Linked DNA regions of Homo sapiens: regions 2 and 3 are each linked to region 1. Evidence: chromatin loops called from intact Hi-C (ENCODE). Cell type or tissue: A673. All regions are shown on one strand.

Region 1 (8,000 bases):
ATGATTTTCAAGTATTGTTAGATACATCTTTTAAAATTATTTGAAATATTTTGGACTTTAGGTTCATGAGGGTTTTTTCCAATTTTTAGTTTTTAATTATAATGGATACATAATTATTGTACATATTTATAGGGTACATGTGATGTTTTGATATAAGCATACTATGTATAATGATCAAATTAGGGTAAATGGGATATCTATCACAATTATTTATCATTTCTTTGTGTTTGAAACATTCCAATTCCGCTCTTTTATTTTGAAATATACAATAAATTATTGTTAGCTATAGTTTCCCTATTGTGCTACTGAGCATTAGATCTTATTCATTCTATCTAACTGTATTTTTGTACCCATTAACCATCCTGTCTTTATTCTCCCCTCCACAGCATCCTTCCCAGCCTCTAGTTACCATCATTGTACTCCTTATCTCCATGAGTTATTTTTCTTTAGCTCCTACATATTAGTGAACACGTGTGATATTTGTCTTTCTCTTCCTGGCTTATTTCACTTAAAATGCCCTCCAGTTCCATCCATTTTATTGCATTCTTTTTTATGGCTTAATAATGTTCCATTGTGTATATGTGATATGGTTAGGTTTTGTGTCCCCACCCAAATCTCATCTTGTATTGCAATCCCCAAGTGTTGAGGGAGAGACCTAGTGTGAGATGATTGGATCGATCATGGGGGCAGTTTCCCCCATGCTCTTCTTGTGATAGTGAGTTCTCATGAGATCTGATGGCTTTATAAGGGGCTCTTCCCCCTTCGCTTCCTTCACACACTCCTTGCCTGCTGCATGTAAGATGTGCCTGCTTCCCTTTCTGCCATAATTGTAAGTTTCCTGAGGCCTCCCCAGCCATATGGAACTGAGTCAATTAAACCTCTTTACTTTATAAATTACCCAGTCTCAGGGAAGTTCTTTATAGCAGTCTGAAAACAGACTAATACAATATGTATAATATTTTCTTTGTCCATTCATCCATTAATGGATACTGAGGTTGATTCCATATCTTAGCTGTTGTGGGTACTCCTGTAATACATGGGAGTGCAAATATATTTTCGATATATTGATTGCCTTTCTTATGAACATAGACCCAGCAGTGGGATTGTTGGATCACATGGTAGTTCTGTTTTTAGTTTTTTTTTTTTTTGGGGAAACTTATACTGTTTTCCATAGTTGCTGTATGTTGGTAACTTACATTTTTACCAACAGCGTATAAAGGGCTCCTCTTTCTCCGCATTTGTTATTGCTTGTCTTTCGGATATAAGCCATTTTAACTGGGATGAAATAATATCTCACTGTCATGCATTTCTCTGATAATTAGTGATGCTGGGCATTTTTTTTTTCATATACTATTGGCCATTTGTGTGTCTTCTTTGCAGAAATATCTTTTCAGATCTTTTGTCCATTTTTAAGTAAGATTATTTGTATTGTTTGTTTTGCTATTGAGTTGTTTGAGATCCTTATCTATTCTGGATGTTAATCCCTTGTTAGATTGGAAGTTTACAAACACTTTCTCACATTCTGTATGCTGTCTTTTCAGTTTGTTAATTGCTTTATTTGCTGTGCAGAAGCTTTTTTAGCTTGATGTGATCTCATTTGTCTATTTCTGATTTAGTTGGCTGTGTTTTTAAGGTGTTACTCAACAAATGTTTGCCCACATCAATGTCCTGGAGTGTTACCCTAGTGTTTTCTTCTGGTAGTTTTATAGTTACAATTTTTAGTTGTAAGTCCTTAATCCATTTTTACTTGATTTTTATACATGGTGAGAGATAAGGGTCTAGTTTCATTTTTCTGCATATGGATATCCAGTTTTTCTAGCACTATTTATTGGAGATACTGTGCTTTACCCATCGTATGTCCTTGGCACCTTTGTCAAAAAATGAGATAACCATAATGGATAGATTTATAGCTGTATTATCTATTCTGTTCCATTGTTTGAGGCATCTGTTTTTATGCTAGTACCTTGATGTTTACTACAGCTTTGTAGTATAATTTGAAATCAGATCATGTCTATTAGGTCCATTTGGTCTGCAGTAAATCTTAAGTCTGATGTCTCTTTGTTGATTTTCTGTCAAGATGGTCTGTCCAATGCTGAAAATGGGTGTTGAAGTATCAAGCTATTATGGTATTGAGATCTCTCTCTCTCTTTAGCTCTAATAATATTTGCTTTATATATCTGAGTGCTCCAGCATTGGATACATGTATATTTATAATTGTTATATTAACTTGCTGTATCAATCCCTTTATCATTATATAATGACCATTTTCAGTTTTTTTCTTGAAATATGTTTTGTCTGATGTAATTATAGCTACTCCTGCTCTTTTTAGTTTACATGTCCATGGAATATATTTTTCCATTCTTTTAATTTCAATCTATATGTGTTTTTATAGGTGAAGTGAGTTTCTTGTAAGCATCATATATTTGAGTCTTGTTTTTTATTGATTCCACCACTCTATGTCTTTTGAATAATTTTGTCCATTTACATTCATTGTTATCACTGATAGGTAAAGACTTTCTACTGCCATTCTGTTATCTGTTTTGTGGTTGTTTGGGTGTTCCTCTCTTCCTTCCTTCCTGTCTTCTTTTATGTAAAAGTGTTTTTCTCCTGTAATATGTTGTTATTTCTTGCTTTCTATTTTTATGTATCTATTATAAGTTTTTGTTTTATGGTTACCATAAGGCTTGCAAATAACATTTTATACAAATTAGTTTGAACCGATAACAGCTTAACTCTAATTACAAAGAAAGGGAAAAAAGCAAACAAAGAGAAAACTAAAAACCTCTACACTTTTTTATTCCACCCTGTCCTCATTTTTTTGACTTTCTGCTTTCTCTCTTTACTTTTTTTTTTTTTTTGAGATGCAGTCTCACTCTGTCTCCAGGCTGGAGTGCAGTGATGCGATCTCGGGTCACTGCAACCTCTGCCTCCTGGGTTCAAACAATTCTCCTGCCTCAGCCTCCCAAGTAGCTGGGAGTACAGAGGTGCATCACCATGCCCAGTTAATTTTTTTTTGGTATTTTTAGTAGAGATGGGGTTTCACCATTTTGACCAGGATGGTTTTGATCTCTTGATCCACCTGCATCATGATCCACCTGCATCCTGATCCACCTGCCTTGGCCTCCCAAAGTGCTGGGATTACAGGTGTGAGCCACCACACCCGGACTCCCTTTAGCATGTCTTTTAAGGCAAGTCTGGTGTTGAGAAATTCCTCAGCTTTTGTTTGTATAGGAAAGTCTTTATTTCTAGTTTGTGTTTGAAGGATAACTTTGATTAATGTAATATTCTAGGTTGAAAGATTTTTTTTTCCATCAGCACTTTGACTTCGTCATCTCACTTCCTTGTGACCTGCACAGTTGCTGCTGCTAGAAACATCAGAACTCCTTTATATGTTATTTGCTTCTTTTCTCTTGCTGCTTTTAGGATCCTTTCTGTATCCTTGACCTTTGAGAGTTTATTACATGCCTTGAGGTAGTCTTATTTGGGTTAAATTTATTGGATTTTTAAAATCTTCTTGTACTTGGCTACTCATATCTTTCCCAAGTTTTTGAAGATTTTCTGTTATTATTTCTTTGAATAAACTTTCTCTTTCCATCCTCCTTAAGGCCAATAACGCCTATATTTGTCCTTTTGAGGCTATTTTCTAGATTTTTTTAGGCATTCTTTATTCTCCTTCTATCCTTTTTTCTTTTTTCTCCTCTAATTGTGTATATTGATATAACCTATCTTTGAGCTCATTAATTCTTTCTTGCTTGATCAGTGCTGCAGTTGAGCAACTCTGATGCATTTTTATGTTTCTCAATTGTATTTCTAAGCTCCAGAATGCCTGCTTGAGTTTTTTAATGATTTCAATCACTTTGTTAAATTTTTGTGATAGAATTTTTAATTCCTTCTTTGTGTTATCTTGAAATTTATTGAACTTCCTCAATACAACAATTTTGAATCCCCTGTCTGAAAGATCACATATCTCCATCACTTCAGTATTGGTTGCTAGTGCCTTCTTTTGTGTGTTTGGTGAGGTCATGTTTTCCTGAGTGTTCTTGGTGCTTGAGGGCATTCACTGATGTCTGGGCATGGAAGACTTATATATTTAAACTAATCTTCACAGTCTGGGCTTGTTTATATGCACCCTTGAGAGGGCTTTTTACAAATTCCAAGGGGAGTGAGTATTGTGACCAAAGCCTGTGGTCACGGCAACTGTTTCGCACTAGGGGGCTCCATAAGCTCAGGAATGGTGCAAATCCTGTCGCCTCCTATAGACACTGCCTTGGTGAACTTGGGTAAGATAAGGGAGAATTCCCTGGGTCACCAGGCAAAGTCTCTCACTTTCTTTTCCCCAATCAAAAGGAGTCTCTCTTGGCCCTGGGCTATCTGAAATTGGGGAAAGGGGTGATGTGGACACTCTCATATCCACCATAGCTGGCACTGTTCAGGGTCACATCCAAATTTTTACAGAGCAGCAAAATACTGGGACTCACCCAAAGCCTGTGGCCACAATTGCCTGGCTGCTGCTGCTGCTGCTATTTACTCAAAGCCCAAGACCACTTTAGTCAGCAGTTGGTTAATTCAGCTGGGTCCTTCTTATCAAGGCAATGGAATCCCTTCTGACCAAAGGTAGATCTATAAGCACCATCCAGGAGCAAAGACCTGGAATCTGGGGTTTCAGGAATCTTCCTGATGCTTCATTTTACTTAGGCTCAGGTGGCACCCAAGTTGCAAGATACAGTCTTCTGTACTCACCTTCTGTCAAGCAGAAGGAATCTTTACTGAGGCTACAGTGCCTGGAGTTGTAGGAGGGGTGACACTGGCATTCATTTGGACACCACAGTTGGTGTTGCACCCCAAGTTCCCTGCCTACAAAACCAGTGCAGCAACAGGACTTGCCCTAGGACTGTGATCCTTGTGTCCTGACTGCCACTTAAATTTATTCTGGGACCCAGGCCAATTTCGTCAGCTAGTGGTGAAGCTAGCTACGACTGAGGTTTTTCCTGCTGGTGTAAGAAATTTCCCTCTGGCCCAGGGCTGGTCTAGATGTGCTCCCTCCGTGAGCACTCTCAGAATTCTGCCCTGTGCTGTGTTCTGCTGTGACAAGGCAGAAGTGAGTTCCAATATAGTGCTCCACACTCACTTTGCTCTCCCTCCCCACAAAACACATTTCCTCCCCATCTGTGCTGCCTGGAGTTAGGGTAGGTGAGGTGTAGGCAATGCAAGAGTGTCTTACCTACTCTCTTCAATACCTCTTTCCTCGATATTATGTTCAAACCAGGTACTGTGATACCTCACATGACTTTTTGATTCCTATTGAAGGTGCTATTCTTAGTTTTTTGGGGGAACCTTCATACTGACTCTGTAATAGCTGTACTAATTTACATTCTCACCAACAGTGTATAAGTGTTTTCCATTCCCCACATCTTGCCAGCATCTGTTATTAACTGTTTCTTTGATATAAGCCATTGTAACTGGGATGAGATGATATTTGTATCTCATTTTCGTTCTCACTTGTGTTTCTCTGATGGTTATTGATGTTGAGCTTTTTTAAATATACCTATTGGCCATGTATATGTTTCTTTTGCAGAAATGTGTGTTCAGATCTTTTGCCCAGTTTTTAATTGAGTTACTTTTTTGTCTGTTGAGTTGTCTGAGCTTTTCATTATATTATGGTTATTAACAACTTGTCAGGTATACAGTTTGCAAACATTTTCTTAACATCTGCGGGTTGTCTCTTCAGTTTGTTGATTGTATCCTTTGCTGTGCAGAAGCTTTTTAGCTTGATATGATCTCATTTGTCAATTTTTGGTTCTATTGCCTGTGCTTTCGAGGTCTTACACAAAATATCTTTGCCCACACCAATGTCCAGGAGTCTGTTCCCAAAGATTTTTTTTTCTAGTAGCTTCATAGTTTCAGGTTTTAGATTTAAATCTTCCATCCATTTTTATTTGAATTTGGGGCGTGGTTCGAGAATAGGGGTCTAGTTTTATTTTCCTGAATGTCATTATCCAGGTTTTTATTAGCATCATTTATTGAAGAGACTTTGCTTTCACCATTGCATATTTTTGGCAACTTTGTTAAAAATGAGTTGGCTGTAAATTTGTGGATTTATATCTGGGTTTTCCATTCTGTTCTATTGGTCTATGTGTCTGTTTTTATGCCAGTATCATGCTGTGGTTACTACAGCTTTGTAGTAAATTTTGAAGGCAGATACTATGATGTTTCCAAGTTTGTTATTTTTGCTCTGGATTGCTTTGGCTATTTGGTGTCTTTTGTGCTTGATATAAATTTTAAGATTTTTTTTCTATTTCTGTGAATGATAACATTGGTATTCTGATGGGGATTGCATTTAATCTGTAGATTGCTTTGGGTAGTATTATCATTTTAAAAATATTAATTCTTCTAAATCATGAGCATGAAATATCTTTTCATATTTTTGTGTCTTAAGTTTCTTTCATTAATGTTTTATAATTTACCTTGTATAGGTCTTTCATTTCTTTAAGTTTATTTCTAGGTATTTTATTTTGTCTGTAGGTAATATAAATGGGATATATGTATCTTTTCCTGATTGATTGCCACTGCAATATAGAAATGTTTCTGATTTTATTGTTTATTTTGTATACTGCAACTTTACTGAATTTGTTTATTAGTTTTAAGAGTTTTTGGCCGGGCACAGTGGCTCACTCCTGTAATCCCAGCACTTTGGGAGGCCGAGGCTGGCAGATCACGAGGTCAAGAGATTGAGACCATCCTGGCTAACATGGTGAAACCCCATCTCTACTAAAAATACAGAAAAAAAAAAAAACCAAAAAACAACAACAAAAAAAAACGCTGAGCGTGGTGGCATGCTCCTGTAGTCCCAGCTACTTGGGAGGCTGAGGCAGGAGAATCGCTTGAACCTGGGAGGCAGAGGTTGCAGTGAGCCGAGATTGCGCCACTGCAGTCCAGCCTGCATGGCAGAATGAGACTCCGCCTAAAAAAAAAAAAAAAAAAAAAAAGAGTTTTTTGATGGAGTCTTTAGGTTTTTCTAAAGCTAAAATAATATACTCAAACAAGGATAATTTGACTTCTTTTTTTCTAATTCAGATGTTCATTATCTTTTTCTCTTGCCTAATTGCTCTGTCCAGTACTTTCAATATTTGTTGACTAGAAGTGGTAAAGGTAGGCATCCTTGTATTTTTCCAAACCTTAAAAGGAAGTCTTTCAGTTTTTCTCCATTCAGTATGATGGTAGCTGTTATATATGGACTTTTTTATTTTGAGATATATTCCTTCTGTACCCATTGAATGAGAGCTTTTTTTTTCTTTACCATTAAGGGATGTTGAATTTTGTCAAATGCTTTTCAGCATCTATTGCAATAATCACATGGTTAGATTTTTCTTGATTCTGTTAATGTGATGTATCATGTTTATGGATTTGTATAAGTTAAACCATCCTTGCATTTCTGGATGAATCCCACTTGATCATGGTGAATGATTTTTTAACATGTTGTTGATTTCAGTTTGGTAGTATTTTGTTGAGAACTTTGCATCTAGGTTAATCAATGATATTGACCCTTAGTTTTATTTCTTTATTGTATCTTCATCTGCTTTTGGTGTCAGGGTAATGTTGTCCTTGTGAGACGAGCTTAGAAGTATTTCCTCCTCTTTAATTTGTAAAAGAGTTTGAGTAGAATTTGCATTACTTTTTTAAATGCTTGGTAAAATTCAGCAGGGAACTTATCAGGTCCTGGACTTTTATTTAATGAGAGACTTGTTATTATGGCTCAATTTGATTATTTCTTAATTGATTTTTTGAGGTTTTCTCTTTTTTCAGGGTTCAATCTTCGTAGTTGTATGTGTACAGGAATTTATTTTAGGTTTTCTAAGTTATTGGTGTGTAGTTGCTCATAATAGTATCTAATGATTCTTTGTATTACTGAGGTCTCAGTTTTTACATATTCTTTTATGTTTTTGATATTATTTATTTGGGTCTTCTATCCTTTATTCTTAGTCTAGCTGAAGGCTCACCAA
Region 2 (8,000 bases), 740 kb before region 1:
TGTTGGCCAGCTAAGAAATAAAGAGAAAGAGTACAAAGAGTGGAATTTTACAGCTGGGCCACTGGGGGTGACATCACATATCGGTAGGACCATGATGCCCACCTGAGCCTCAAACCAGCTAGTTTTTATCAAGGGTTTCAAAAGGGGAGGGGGTGTGAGAACAGAGAGTAGGTGAAAAGATCACATGCTTCAAAGGGCAAAAAGCAGAACAAAGATCACATGCTTATGAGGGAACAGGACAAAAGGCAAAAACAGAACTACTGATAAGGGTCTATGTTCAGTGATACACTATTGTCTTGATAAACATCTTAAACAACAGAAAACAGGGTTCGAGAGCAGAGAACTGGTCTGACCATAAATTTACCAGGGCAGAGTTTTTCCCCACCTTAATAAGCCTGAGGGTACTGCAGGAGACCAGGGCGTGTTCCTTATCTCAACCGCGTAAGACAGACATTCCCAAAGCAGCCGTTTATAGACCTCCCCCAAGGAATGCATTCCTTTCCCAGGGTATTGATATTAATATTTCTTGCTAGGAAAAGAATTTAGTGATATCTCTCCTACTTGCACATCCATTTATAGGCTCTCTGCAAGAAGAAAAATATGGCTCTTTTTGCCCGACCCCGCAGGCAGTCAGACCTTATGGTTGTCTTCCCTTGTTCCCTAAAAATCGCTGTTATTCTGTTCTTTTTCAAGGTGCACTGATTTAATATTGTTCAAACATAGATGTTTTACAATCAATTTGTACAGTTAACATAATTATCACAGTGGTCCTGAGGTGATGTACAGCCTCAGCTTATGAAGATAACAGGATTAAGAAACTAAAGACAGGCATAAGAAATTATAAAAGTATTATTTGGGAACTGATAAATGTCCATGAAATCTTCACAATTTATGTTCCTCTGCCGCGGGTCCAGCCAGTCCCTCCATTTGGGGTCCCTGACTTCACACATCTCTCCCTTTCTTTTTATATAAATGTGCCATGGCGATGAAGTCTTGTTTGTTCTCTCGGTTTTGACACAGGATTCTTTGACTGGTCCGCACACTAAAAATAAGCCGATTAAACAGAGAAGCATGATTCCAAAATTTGCTACAGTGGAGCCCCCAGTAGACTTAATCCAAGTCATGGAGTTTAGTCCAGAAAGACTTTCTGCCACCTGATCTAATGCCTCAGCTCCAGGCACAATGGATAAATGAGCTTGAGAGGCTTCAAAAATTTGTTTCTTTAATTTAGTTATGTCCAAGGATAAATTATCTTCCCTACCCAGCAGGTGTCCTTTGACCATTGCCCATGAATGATCAGTGTTGTTGTAGGAATATGGTGTGAAACAGAAATCAGAAGTATTCCAATTGCACTGCATTTGCATGCAATGTTTGAGACTCATTTGTTGATCTCCAAGCCAAAGAACAGACTGTCTTAAATCATTAATTTGATTAGCTAATTTTTGATCAATGCCCTGTTGAGAATTCCACATTTGGGTGGAATTGGCTTGCCAATCATTAACAAAATGAGCCATTTGAATAGATTGGTGTAATGCCATTCCGGCAGTGGTGGCCAGTGCAGTGACTGTAATTAGGCCCATGATCACAGTGATTAAAGTGAAAACAAATCTCTTAGATCTTCTGAGAATTCATTGTAACACTTCATTAATTAAATGTACTGAGGGGGAAGATTCCCAAGGTCTGGGTAAAGTTACCAGTATCCAGATTCCTTCTCGAGCTCGAACCAACATTACACTTTTCCTGAAGTCAAAATGGGAGTTAACACAAGTGTATAAATGATAATTAATGCATAGGACAGTTTGGTTGTTTGTCTAAATTTTGATATTTCCCACTAACAGCATGTAAGGAGGCTTAACACAACTCTGTATAGGAATAGTCAGGTTGGAGGTTAACAAAGCAGAATGTTTGAATCTACGTTGATACTGAGGGAGAGGAGCGGCAGTGGCAATGCGCGATATTCTCCGCCGTAAAGGAGCAATCCGAGGTACCCGGGAACACCGAAGAGGTAGAGGGGCATACCTGGGTCGAGAAGAATTATCATTATGCCAATTGGAGTCCCATAAAGGGGGATCTGCATCAAAAAGAGGAAAAGGGTTCAAAGGGGATTTATCATAGCGTTCAGAATCACGATTGCGAGAGGCGGTAGTGGGGACAACAGACAGAAAATTTCCCCTTCCCATACTCGCAGTCCAGACATGGCAATAGCCAGTTTCCGAAGTTCTGGGTGTTCTGGGCTCAGAATGGGGAATATCATACGAGGCCTTGGGTGGGTAATGCCCTTATCTTCCCATTTTAAGTGAAAGAACAAGCTGAACCTTCTATGCAAAGTAGGATGATGATCCTTGTCCTCCCAATAAGAAATAAAATAAGTAGCCTCCAGGCATTCCCTTCTGCCAGAGGAGCAATTGTTTTTTAAATAGCCCTTTGGTGCCCAGTCTATTACTAAACCATATGAGTCATTTTTTAATACTGCTCCATGTGAGTTAACACAGTCTTCCCAAATTAAAGTTTTAGATGGGCTCTCAAAATTTTTAGGACATGGTTTTCCTACAGGTTTATATTGAAAGTATGGGCTATCTCCTATTACTCCCCTTTTCATTTGTCTTAAGGGAGAAAGGGAGAGGCTGGAGACCAAGTGTCCCTGTTCTCCTGTGGCTAATCTCTCTGGAAGATAAGCAGCCCAGACTTGAGTTACTAGATGGATACAACCAGGTGCATGTCTGAGGCACAGAGGAGGGTATTTATAACCTATAGTAACATCAAATGCAGTGCCTTCTTCTCCTGGATGAGAGGGCAACAGTCATCTGTAGCTCCAGGCATCCACACACTATCATTAGTGTAGATTTCTGCAGGAGCATCCATCCAGGTGAGAGGTCGAATAAGTGGAGGAAAGGCACATAAGCCCAATAAGAATAATTTTGTGTAGCAGGTAAATCAGTTTGAGGGGAAACTGGTGAGACAGTATAAGGAGGAGAATTATTAAATAAAACCTATTGTGAGCGAGATCCAGTGCTGAAGGAGGAAGAGAAGAACAGGGGGATATTATTTTCAGGCTAATAGAAATGGTGAGATTTTTAGGTTCATAAGGAGAAAAAGAAAGGTAATTAGGGGAAGTGGGATTAGTTAGAGGGGTCTCCATTGCCATTAGGGAGGATTGAACCAGACCCATTTTGATTTGGCGTGCCAGTTTCTGAGGATCTCACCACGTATGAGGGTGGTCTCTGACGTGGACATCTTTTCTCTGTGGTTTTTATTGTCAGCATTCACACGAAGTTTCAGGCTTCTAGTGGGCACCCAGACAGGGGATTGATGATCTCCTGGTGAAACACAAGCATACCCTCTTCCCCACATTATAATTGTTCCAGGTTCCCAGGTGTTGGTTTGGGAGTTTTAAGAGTTATGTGAAATATTAATTTCAGCCCCCCATTGTGCCAGCAAATCTCTACCCAAAGATTAATGGGGATTGGTGTGATATACGGCTGAATTGTACCCTTTTGACCATCAGGGCCAGTGCAAGGCAAGATAAATGTGCTCCGGTGAACTTCATCAGTTTTTCCAATCCCTGCTAGTCCCATGTTAGTGGGATGTTTAAGCCAGGAGGAAGGCCATAAATTAGAGGAAATAATAGAAACATCAGCCCCAGTATCTACTAGACTCTCATACTTTTTTCCTTGAATGTGTATGATGCAGGTGGGCCATTGTTTAGAAATTACATTAATCCAATAAGTGGCTTTTTTTTTTTTTTTTTTTTTTTTGCCACCGGAGCCCATCCCAGGGCCCCATGTCTTATCTCCTTTGTTTAAAACAATATTAGGTAGTAAAAGTAATTGAGCTTACTGGCCAGAATGGAAACAGGAATCTTGGCAGACACCGTAAGTTTAATCTCATCAGAGGAATCAGAATTAATGAGACCAGTATGAACTATGATACCTTTAGCGGAGGTGGATGCCCTACCTAACATCAGGCCCACCGAACCTTGAGGTAAAGGGCCAGTGACCCCCGTGGGGACAATTAAAGGCAAAGAATTAGGTAGTAAATTTAGAGGAATGGTATACAGAGGTCGACCGCCCCGCGCCCTACTGTGGAGGTGGACAAGCATTGTACTGAGACAGAAGAAGAGGCTGGGACCCATCTGGGTTGGCTGTAGGTAAATTTGTTTGTGCTGGGGGCTGCGTTGGGACCCCTTGAAGCGGAAACGCAACACTGGTCTGAGTCTGAGGTGTCCCGTTTGATATTGGGGCCAGGGATTGGCCCTGCTTCCTGTTTCCCTGGTTCTGTGGCAGGGGGTTTCCATCTATATCAGACTTAGAGTGGCCAGTGTTTACCTTTATGCATGTATAATCTAATATGTAAAAATATTCTGCTTTTTTTAGCCGAGTATTTTTTAGCACAAATAGTAGATTATCACATTTTTTTTGTATTTGATTTTTGCGTTTGATACATCTTGGAGATCGTTCTAAGACATAAAGCCTATAAATAATTATGAGTGCTTGTTCTTTCAAATGCCATAGTAAAATGTTTTTCCCTGTGCTGTAGTTGCTTGCTTTTATTTTAATAGGAAAATATTATTAAATATCACATTAAAGTCAAAAATATTCTAAAAGTTGTTAACATAGACCACTAGATGGTGCTGTCATCACAAAGAAATAAAACGTGCATTGTTTTAAAAACAATTTGGCCATCTAAGGAAAAAAATCCAACTACTATAGAATTGTATAAAACAAAAAGTAACAGCTGGGTTTCTAAGTTCTGTGTCCCAAAAATAGTCACTAATAATTGAGATTTTTCTCTTCCCACTTATTTTATCTATACTGTTTGTGTGTGTGTGTGTTTATGCTCTTTTATAAAATGTATCTAATACTGTACATTGCTATTTTGAAACTTGTTTTTCTAGAAACCTAATATATGATGGAGTTCTTTCCATGTCAGTACATACACATTGATTTCATTCTCCAATGAAATTTGGTAAATAAATTATTTTAAATTATCTGAATGTTATAAAATGTGCTATAATTTCTTTCATCTCTAACATTAGGTATTTAGGTTGTATATGGGTTTTTGCTTGTACAAACAATGATGCAGAAACCATCCTTGTACATTTATTATGGTGCACTGGCTATAGACATCTCTGTTGGACATGATTTTCTTTCAGAACTTTAAAGGCATGATCTTCTATTGATTAAAGCTGCAGCATTGCTGTGGAGTAAATATGCCATTTGGATTTCTGATTCCATTCAAATTCTTTGAATTTGATATGTTCACTTTCTATTTACACTCCTCCTCTCCTTCTCCACTTTAATAATTGTTTATTCACTCCTACAGCTCTTAACACTCTTGAGGAAAGTCCCCATTGCCATTCCTTTTTCCCAAACACTGTTTGGACCTCCAGCGAGCCCTTTTCATCTGAAAACTTAGGTCCTTCCAGTTTGGAAAATGTCCTTGTATTGGTTCTTTGATAGCTTCTTCCCTTCTATATTCGATTTCCTCTTTCAAGAACTCCTATTATCCATATGATCTACCTCCTAGAGTCTCTGTTTTCAAAAAACATTTTTTCCCTTTTATTTTTTCTTTGTCTTTTCATTCTATTCCTGCATTTTATCCTCAATTTTATTTGTCAACCCTTCAAATGGCTTCTTATTTCTTCTTAAGTCATGTCCTTAATTTATTAAAGCATTCCCACTTTCTGCCCGGCCGCCCCTACTGGGAAGTGAGGAGCCCCTCTGCCCGGCCAGCCGCCCCATCCGGGAGGGAGGTGGGGGGGTCAGCCCCCCGCCTGGCCAGCCGCCCCGTCTTGGAGGGAGGTGGGGGGGTCAGCCCCCCGCCCGGCCAGCCGCCCCGTCCGGGAGGTGAGGGGCGCCTCTGCCCGGCCGACCCTACTGGGAAGTGAGGAGCCCCTCTGCCCAGCCACCACCCCGTCTGGGAGGTGTGACCAACAGCTCATTGAGAACGGGCCAGGATGACAATGGCGGCTTTGTGGAATAGAAAGGCGGGAAAGGTGGGGAAAAGATTGAGAAATCGGATGGTTGCCGTGTCTGTGTAGAAAGAAGTAGACATGGGAGACTTTTCATTTTGTTCTGTACTAAGAAAACTTCTTCTGCCTTGGGATCCTGTTGATCTGTGACCTTACCCCCAACCCTGTGCTCTCTGAAACATGTGCTGTGACCACTCAGGGTTAAATGGATTAAGGGCGGTGCAAGATGTGCTTTGTTAAACAGATGCTCGTTAAGAGTCATCACCACTCCCTAATCTCAAGTACCCAGGGACACAAACACTGCGGAAGGCCGCAGGGTCCTCTGCCTAGGAAAACCAGAGACCTTTGTTCACTTGTTTATCTGCTGACCTTCCCTCCACTATTGTCCTATGACCCTGCCAAATCCCCCTCTGTGAGAAACACCCAAGAATTATCAATAAAAAATAAATAAATTAAAAAAAAAAAAAAAAGCATTCCCACTTTTCAGCAGGGTCACCAGCTCTCCTGGTTTGCCTGGGACTAAGGGTTTTCCTGGAATATGGGACTCTCAGCTAAAACTGAGATAGTTCTGGGCAAACGGGGATGGTTGGCCACTCTACCCCTGGATATTCTTTGTTGGTAGCAACTTTTCCTTTTTTCTTGCTTGAAATATTGTTTTATCCTCAAGCTTGTTAACTATAGGTTTTTTAACAGTCTTTGTTTTTTCTCAGTATCATGCAATACGTTGACTCTGCTTTCTTTGAGTTCTTTTGATTTACTTAGTCTCTCCTTTCATGCTGGAGACTGTACAAATGTCTTGTGATTTGTAACTGGCTAATCATATTTAAGAGTGCTGACTGGAGGCACTTCAAGAGTAGCAGGGCTCATCAGCTGCTGGGTTTTACTCTAGGGGGATTTGAGAGGAACCTAGGCATAAGATTGTGAGATTACCAAATGTTAATCTAGAGCTCTTTTTTCTTGGACTCATCGATTTCCAGTTTCCCCATAGAGAAAGCCTCCAATTTCTTGCTGGGCAGGCATCATTCTCGGGGGTGGTGGTTGGAGTAAGTGGTAAAAAGGGACTGGAGTGGCCTTTTTCTCAATATGGCACCTCATTCCATCCATTGTACTTGATGTCTCTGGGACTATGAGAGGTAATAATAAATTGTTGCCTTAAACATCTAAGTTTGGGTTGATTTGTTACACAGTATTAGATGCATGCAACAAAAATTGTTATTGAAACTGGGATGCTGCTGTAATAAAGACTTAAAACTTGTGGCATTGGCTTTGGGACTAGGCAGCAGGCAAGGGGCAAAAGGGCCTTGAGGAGACTGTTAGTGACAACCTGCGGGACAGTGAGGAATTACCAGTGGAAGCTGGAGAAAAGCAGAGCCTTGTTATACAATGTTAGAAAGTTTGGTAACAAAGTTGCCAGAAGAAATGTGGAAAGTAGAAATGAACTAATGGGTTTGGCTAAGGAGGGGTCCACATAGAATACTGAAAGTGCCACCTTCTTTCTTTTAGCCTCATATGCTAAAGTAATGGCTAGAGAGAGATGAACTTTTAAAAAGGTGGGGGGAGGGAGAGGGTACTGTTACTGTTAAGTTTTGAACCGTTTCCAGACAGTAAAATTTTCTCAAGAAAAGGCAGGCCAGGCGCAGTGGCTCATGCCCGTAAGCCCAACACTTCAGGAGGCTGAGGTGGGCGGATCACCTGAGGTCAGGAGTTCGAGACCAGCCTAGCTAACATGGTGAAACCCCGTCTTGACTAAAATACAAAAATTATCCAGGCATGGTGGTGGGTGCCTGTAATCCCACCTACTCATAAAACCGAGGCAGGAGAATCGCTTGATCCTGGGAGGTGGAGTTTGCAGTGAGCCGAGATTGCACCACTGCACGCCAGCCTGGGCGACAGAGCAAGACTCCGTCTCAAAAAAGAAAAGAAAAGAAGAAAAAAAAAAAGAAAGGGCTTCTGAGCAAAGATCAAATCTAGGGTAACCAGTAACACTGATGTGATGTCAGGGTGAAAATAGAGTTAAGCATGCATCTGT
Region 3 (8,000 bases), 330 kb after region 1:
GGGGTAACCACCCCCATGATTCAATTACCTCCCACTGGGTCCCTTCCACAGCATGTGAGGATTATGGGAACTAATCTGGCCCAAGCTGTACCTTGGCCCCTTTTAACCATGGCTGAACCTGAAGCTTAAGCAGCTGGAATGCAGGGCACCACGTCTCGAGGCTGCACAGAGCAGGGGGTCCCTGGGCCCGCGGCACTAAACCATTTCTCCCCCCAGGCCTCTAGGCCTGTGATGGGAGGTGCTGCCACAAAGGTCTCTGCCGTGCCCTAGAGACATTTTCCCCATTGTCTCTTGGTGATTAACATTCGGCCCCTCATTACTTATGCAAATTTCTGCAGCTGGCTTGAATTTCTCCCCAGAAAATGGGTTTTTCCTTTTCTATCACATTGTCAGGCTGCAAATTTTCCAAACTTTCATGCTCTGTTTCCTCTCGAATACTTTGCTGCTTAGAAATGTCTTCCACCAGACACCCTAAATGATCTCTCTCAAGTTCAAAGTTTCACTATCTCTAGGGCAAGGGCAAAATGCTGCCAGTCTCTTGGTTAGAGCATAGTAAGAACAACTTTTATAGTTCCCAACAAGTTCCTCATCTCCATCTGAGACCAGCTCAGCCTGGATTTCATTGTCCATATCACTATCAGCATTTTTGTAAAAGCTGTTCAACAAGTTAAGAAGTTCTAAAGTTTCCCACATCTTCCTGTCTTTTGAGCCCTCCAAGTCTCTAGGAAGTTCCAAACTTTCCCACATTTTCCTGTCTTCTGAGTCCTTCAAACTATTCCAGCCTCTGCCTATTACCCAGTTCCAAAGTTGCTTCCACATTTTCTGGTATCCTTACAGCAACACCCCACTCTACTGCTACCAATTTACTGTATTAGTCTGTTCTCACACTGCTATGAAGAAGTACCTGAGACTGGGTAACTTATAAAGGAAAGAGGTTTAATTGACTCACAGTTCAGCATGGCTGGGCAAGCCTCAGGAAACTTACAATCATGGTGGAAGAAGCAGCAAACACATCCTTCTTCACATGGCAGTAGGAAGAGAAGTGCCAAGCAAAAGGGGAAAAGCCCCTTATAAAACCATCAGGTCTCATGAGTACTCACTATCATGAGAACAGCAGCATGGGGGTAACCACCCCCCATAATTCAGTTACCTGAATTATATGTCATGGGTGCTTCCCATGACATATGGGGATTATGGGAACTACAATTCAAGATGAGATTTGAGGGGAACATAACCAAACTATATCAGCCTATGATGTGACTATCACCCCTAGGGGGCAGTATACTACCTGTGTAACTGTACATGCCAGTTCTGAAAACTCTGCTCAAGGTTTTCCTAAAGAGCTTCCCTTACTTGGCTTGAGATAGATGGAAACATTCTCCCAACCACACGTTATAGCCCTTTTTTTCTATCAATCTTTCTTTCTTTATATAGCCTGAAAATGGTTAATGGTATAAAAAAGTCGGAAAACTAGTCAGGAAAAGGGAGATATCTTAGCAATTCCCATATGCATGTGATAGCACAGCCCTTTAAAATATGGAGATACTGTTTACCGATGCTGTTCGCAAATAAGTTAGTTCCCTTTAATATCTGGTTAGCATTCATCTAATGAGCACCTAATGCACCATATTTATTACATATAAATAATATTTAATATATTTATTAAATATGTTAATATTACATAATGTATTACATATATTATTAGGTACTCAATAATATATATGTGTGTATGTATGTATGTATTAGACACAGTGCTAGGCAACTAGAAATACAATGATGAGCCATACAATTTACAGTGTAATGAGTCATTCAAGCAATAATAAATTATAGAAATACATAATGGTAAACTTCAATAAGTGTTGTGAAAGTGTTTTAAGTCATAGTGAAGCATCATGTAACACAAGTCTGGATTAAAAATGAAGATACAGGATTTATCCCTTAGAAGTGGTGGTTCTAAATATAAGAAATGATATTCCAGGGAGAATATGTAGAAAAAAAGTTTAGAAGTCTAAAGATAGAATGGCAAGAAACACTCCTAGTTCCACAGAGGAAGGATGACAAGGAGCCTGGAAGAATTCAGATGTGGCAAGAGACAGATGAGCAAATCTAGAGAGTGACGACCCACAGAACACCAAAGAGAGTATGTTTCAACAAGAGCTGGTGTTCCAGGGAGCAGATTCCCCAAAGAGCTTAGGGAGGAGTAATACTGAGAAAGATTATTAGGTTTGACAAAGACACAAGTACTAGTTACCTATAACTTCAAAGAAATAGTCCTGAATGTTTTTAAAAGACACAAGGAAGATATTATAGTGTCACAAACAAGAGGGATCCAAATTGGACTGTGGTATCTCAAAAGGCTTTCTGGGTAGGTTAAGCGTAAGCTTAGTTTTAAAAAATAAATTAATATTAGATTTAAAACAAGAAATGTAGCAAAGCTATAGAGAAACAAAAGAGCATGATATTCTGGAACTGCTGGTAGTTGGATCAAACGGTTGCATCTGGAAAAGTGACAGAGAGGGAAACCTGAAATAAGTATAGACCAGATCATGGAAGATCCTTGGACTCAGTTAAAGAGAACTTTACTATGAAAATTATAAGGAACATTAAAAAATTTAAAACAGGAAAGCAATGTGAAAAGCCTTGAGTTTTAGTAAGAGCCCTGTTGTTAGTCAATTTAGAAAAGAAAAAAAAAAAAAAAACAGATAAAAAGCAAGAGATAGTTAACAGGCAATTGCAGCTGGCCCAAGTAAAACATGGAAGTTTAAGAAGCGGAGATAAAGGCCGGGCGCGGTGGCTCACCCCTGTAATCCCAGCACTTTGGGAGGCCGAGGCGGGCGGATCACGAGGTCAGGAGATCGAGACCACGGTGAAACCCCGTCTCTACTAAAAATACAAAAAATTAGCCGGGCGTGGTGGTGGGCGCCCGTAGTCCCAGCTACTCGGGAGGCTGAGGCAGGAGAATGGCGTGAACCCGGGAGGCGGAGCTTGCAGTGAGTCTAGACTGTGCCACTGCACTCCAGCCTGGGCAACAGAGCGAGACTCCATCTCAAAAAAAAAAAAAAGAATTGGAGATAAATATGAGATATTCTTTAAAACAGCAGTCCCCAACCTTTTATCGTTGCCAGGCTGTGACTCAGAGGTCAGGGACCCCTGCTTTAAAAGGTCACTTATGTAAGGAGTTGAAGACTCTGGAGTTTGAGGAGTAGACAGGAGAGAAGACTAAGATGATGTTCAGATTTCTGTCTTTATTACCGGGATGAAGATGTGGGGCCACGTGCTGCCATCTACTGCTAAAAAAGCGTTAAGTGGCAGTAGGCTCTAGACAGGGTGATCTGGCAATAGGAAAAAAATGGACGCAGAACATACTCAGAGATTTTCTTCTGGAAAAGAATCAAACAGAGGTGTCTTCCTATCTGGTAGAATATTCCTGAAAAATCTAGTGATCTGTTGAGATCCATACCACCAGTTCAAACATGAGGTCCAGAAATTCCCATTTCAGATTCTGCCAAAACATTCTAGCAGGAAAGGAAACAATTTCAACCTCTCCTCTTTCAACGGATTTGGATGTTTTGAGAGCCAAATACTACACATAATGATTTATGGCCACAACTTACAACTCCACTGGATGCTTCATCCCTCTTGCCCAAATCCCGTACCATGATGACAAATGCAAATGCCCAAAGTATACATCTCGTTAGTTCATGCATTCATTTTTGGGAAATCAGGGCAGGTATGGAAATGAAATGTTGCTTAAAACCATCAAATAAAATTATTTTATCTACAAGGAGCTGCTATTACACCTAGTGAAATTACTGTGGTTGTCTAGCTGACCAAACAACCTGATAAATAAAACTGTTAATATGTGGATAAACAGTGAGGCAGGAACTTAAATTTTGTTAAAGCTCCATAATTCCAAGAATCCAATACTGAGAAAGAAAATGTAGAAAAATACAAGGTATTCCTGAAAGCATCAAGTAAATCCCAAAGAGACACAGGCAATGAAGAGAACAGTATTCAATGCACTACTGTCAGCTTTATGCCACATAACTCACACAAATAGCTTATTTTCTGTCCAGAAAATGCTCCAGGATAGTAGAGGAGATATACTGAATGTTTATTCTAAAATTACCTAGTGTGAGATTTAAGACATTTGTTTCCTTAAAGGAGTCTGCCTGACATTTGAACTTCCTTATAAAATTACATTAAATATGTATCAGCTTAGAGGGCCTACCAAAAAAGAATAATGCATTTTCAATTTAGTCTTGGTTACACTTGACCTGTTTTAAAGTGCTCCTCTAATGAAATGGAAGCTATACCAAAATTAATTCTATGCAAGAGGCAGAACAGATTCTGTGTTATTTAATCATAATGTATACCATCCACTTTCCTGGGCATAGAAACAACACTGAGATGGCGATTGCTTTAACCTGGCAGGCCTGATAACATTGTCATCATAATCAAAATGAAGTTCAAGTGTTTTCCTGACCTGAATCTAACACCCATGTTTTAGTATAAGAAATAGGGAAGAACAGAGAATCAAGGAATTCCATCTGTGGCAGTTTTAGCTTATAGTTGCACTGATAATTCTGTATCAAGGGCAATTGAGCTAAGAAGGAAGAGTCCAGAACACAATCTTCTTCATTACCATCACCAATTTATCTGCTAAATTCTAGGCACCATTCTTGGAATTTTTCATATGAATTCACTCATGAATGAATTCATCCTTCCAACCTTGCTAAGTTGTTAAGAAACTATACTTTTACAGATGAGGAATCTGAGGCCAGAAGAGTTGTAAAATTACACAACTGGCAAGTTGGAAATCTGGGATTCCAAAGCTACATCTTTTCCTCTGCCATGCTGCCTAATTTAGTAATATGTTGGCATGTAGTGTGTGTCCAGCACTCTGCTGGAGTTTAAATGTGCGAGAGGTAGAAAGTCGTAGTCCTCAATAGGGCTTTTACACTAGTGGGAGAGACTGACAAAGATGAGTAGAGATATAAACAAAATAATATCACATGATGTAAAGTGTTGCTGAAAAATAAAATGTTGGCACAGAGAAGTATGGGGAAAAATAGGCATCTTTGTTTGTTTGTTGGTATTAAATATAGCATGAATTGACAAGACTTCTCTAGGGAAGAGATATTTTAAAGAGAAATGTGTTTATTGCTTACAAAAGCACTAAACATGGAGAAAGCTGTTGTAGCAGGGGACAGTAAACTCAGTACACTCCAAGATTCCAAGGCAAGAAGGAGCTTGGTGTCTTCCAAGCTGGTACCATGGAAGGCCAGTTTGGTGAAAACTTGATATATAAAGGGAGAGAGAGGAATGAAGTAAGATGGGAATAAATGATGACCAAATCACACAGAGACTTGCAGAACCTTCTGGATTTTATTCTGATAACGGGGGAAGCTATAGAATTTCCGTAGGGAAATGACATGATCTAATTTACATCTTTAAAATTTTGCTCTAGTTTCTGTGTGGAGAATAAATTGCTTATTTTTTGTCTGCTTGATCACAGTTTCTGACAGGAGTGTATAAAATCTCAAACGACAATTGTTAACCTACCTATTTCTCCCTGAAAGGTTTTGATTTATATGTTTTGAGCTTGTATTATAGGCACATAAATTCTTATGTCATGCCTTCTTTTTCTATTTTTTCTTTTTTCAGTACATAACATCAGTGTTTTCTCATGTGATATTTTTGCCTTAAATTCTATTTTCTTCTATTTTAAAATCACTACCCTGGCTTTTTTGTGGTTAATATTTTCCTTTTTTGTTGTCAAATCTTTTTTAATCCAATCTGAGTGTCTATATCTGTTTTATTTAATTATATATGAACTTAATTTTTTCTCTCTTGCTTTTTGTCTTTTATTTTGTTTCCTTTAATAGACCTAGTTGAGTTCTTATTTTATTTATTATTTCTTTTTGGGACAGGGTCTCACCTTGTCACCTAGGGAGTGCAGTGATGCCAACATAGCTCATCGTAACCTCAAATTCCTGGGCTCAAGCCATCCTCCAGCCTCAGCCTCCCAAGTAGCTGGGACTGCAGTAATTTGCCACCATGCCCTGCCAATTTTTTAATTAGTTATTTATTTTGTAGAAGTAAGGTCTTGCTATGTTGCCGCAGCTGGCCTTGAACTCTTGGCCTCCAGCAATCCTCTTGCTTTAGCCTCCCAAAGTGCTTGGATTACATGCATGACCTACTATGCACAGCCTCTTATGACTTTAAACCTATACATTATCTTCTTGCTGTTATGCTGCTTGATCTCAGCTGAAGAACCATAGTATGTTTTCTTAATCTTCTGATTTTTTTTTTTTTTTTGAGACAGAGTTTTGCTCTTGTTGCCCAGGCTGGAGTGCAATGGCGCAACCTCGGCTCACTGCAACATCCGCCTCCCGCGTTCAAGGGATTCTCCTGCCTCAGCCTCCCTAGTACCTGGGATTACAGGTGCCTGCCACCACGCCCAGCTAATTTTTTTTTTTTTTTTTTTTTTGTATTTTTAGTAGAGATGGGGTTACACCATTTTGGTCAGGCTGTAGAACTCCTGACCTCAGGTGATCCACCCACCTCGGCCTCCCAAAGTGCTGAGATTTCAGACATGAACCACCACACCCGGCCAATCTTCTGATTTCTGACATAGATTGAGTAGAAATATAAACTAAATAATATCACATGAAGTAAAGTGTTGCTGAAAAACAAAATGTTGGCACAGAGAAATATTGGGAAAAATAGGCATCTTTGTTTGTTTGTTTGTATTAAATATAGCATGAATTGACAAGACTTCTCTAGGGAAGAGATATTTTAAAGAAAAATGTGTTTATTCCTTACAAAGGCACTAAACATGGTGAAAGCTGTTGTAGCAGGGAACAGTAAACTCCAAGATTCTAAGGCAAGAAGGAGCTTGGTGTCTTCCAAGCTGGTACCATGGAAGGCCAGTTTGGTGAAAATGTGATATACAAAGGGAGAGAGAGGAATGAAGTAAGATGGGAACAAATCATGACCAAATTTACTTAAGTTCACTAATTTACTAATATCTATCTACACAGTCCCTGTGATAAAACCACTACTTTAGCACAGACATATCCCTTTGTTATTGCCCAGTTCCAATTTTGTTAATATTTTCTAGAACTTAAGAACTTAATTTTCAGTTGCTACTAATGAACTTTCTAGTTTAATCGGGTCCTAGCAATTTTGTGCTTGTTCTTTCACTCTCTCTCTCCTCCACAATAAGTTGCTGAAGAATTTGGCTACCCCACGTTCCCCTGATATTTGTAGCGCCTTTGGGATTTGTTTATTTATTTTTCACTTACTTAAATACCTACTGCAAGGGTAATTTTATTATATGAGCTTAACAAAAATTCTGAAATCGTAAATGCCTAAGAATATTTTTATGCCTTCAAATTTGAGGAATTATCCAGCTGGATATTTTTCAATACTTTAACATTATTACTTCATTATTCTTACATCCTGCTACTACCAAAATGTTTGACAATCTGATTCTTGTTTTTATACAGATTTGCAATTTCCCTCAGAATGCATTTGGAATATTCTCATTGTCTTTGATATTATTAAATTTCATTAAATGTGCTAGGTAAGGGTTTTCCTTTTTCCTCTTATTTAGCATCCATCAACTCTTCTGACTTGAGGAGTCTTCTGTCTTTTGTTAAGTTTATCTTTATTAAATTTTGTGTATATTTTCTGTATCTTTAGAGCTATCATCTAGAAGATTTCTTCAACATTATCTTGCAAATTACTAATATATTCTTCAAGTATATCCAGGCTGGTATTTTTCCTTCTATTATGTTCTTTATTTCAACCATAACATATTAATGTCTAATATTACCAATTATCTGATTTAAGTTCCTGATTTCATATTGCTGCAATCTTAACCTTTCCTGCCTAAGCACAAATATACATATTATACTTATTTAAATTATAAGTCTAATTATTGTGCTTCAAATGTGTATATTGTTCAGTTTAACCCATAGTGGCATTAGTCA

What was found. A loop is a pair of places that touch in the nucleus more often than their neighbours do. Peaks named below come from ENCODE experiments on the same cell type or tissue, not always from the same donor. Only the 100,000 strongest peaks of a DNase experiment are listed, where the experiment ranks them.
Region 2: a loop joins it to region 1, with 4 times the contacts of the local background. A loop is called at or near these places in 8 of 110 quality-filtered maps.
Region 3: a loop joins it to region 1, with 7 times the contacts of the local background. A loop is called at or near these places in 13 of 110 quality-filtered maps.

The regions. Positions count from the first base shown.
Region 1 is chr4:164,009,049-164,017,048 of GRCh38, reverse strand. All of the region lies in intron 2 of MARCHF1 (membrane associated ring-CH-type finger 1), which reads left to right. Among named protein-coding and RNA genes, the nearest start is that of MARCHF1, 370 kb to the left of the region's middle. In A673, CTCF peaks have their summits at 4,001 and 4,203 (motif pointing right); DNase peaks (open chromatin) are centred at 4,218 and 4,938; H3K27ac peaks cover 839 bases.
Region 2 is chr4:164,745,194-164,753,193 of GRCh38, reverse strand. No RefSeq gene overlaps it. Among named protein-coding and RNA genes, the nearest start is that of SMIM31, 4.9 kb to the left of the region's middle. RefSeq lists a silencer at 6,130-6,330. In A673, a CTCF peak has its summit at 4,582 (motif pointing right); a DNase peak (open chromatin) is centred at 4,653.
Region 3 is chr4:163,674,679-163,682,678 of GRCh38, reverse strand. All of the region lies in intron 5 of MARCHF1 (membrane associated ring-CH-type finger 1), which reads left to right. All of the region lies in intron 1 of LOC107986325 (a long non-coding RNA gene), which reads right to left. Among named protein-coding and RNA genes, the nearest start is that of TMA16, 180 kb to the right of the region's middle. In A673, CTCF peaks have their summits at 1,081, 1,284 (motif pointing right) and 3,306 (motif pointing left); DNase peaks (open chromatin) are centred at 1,278 and 3,278; H3K27ac peaks cover 337 bases.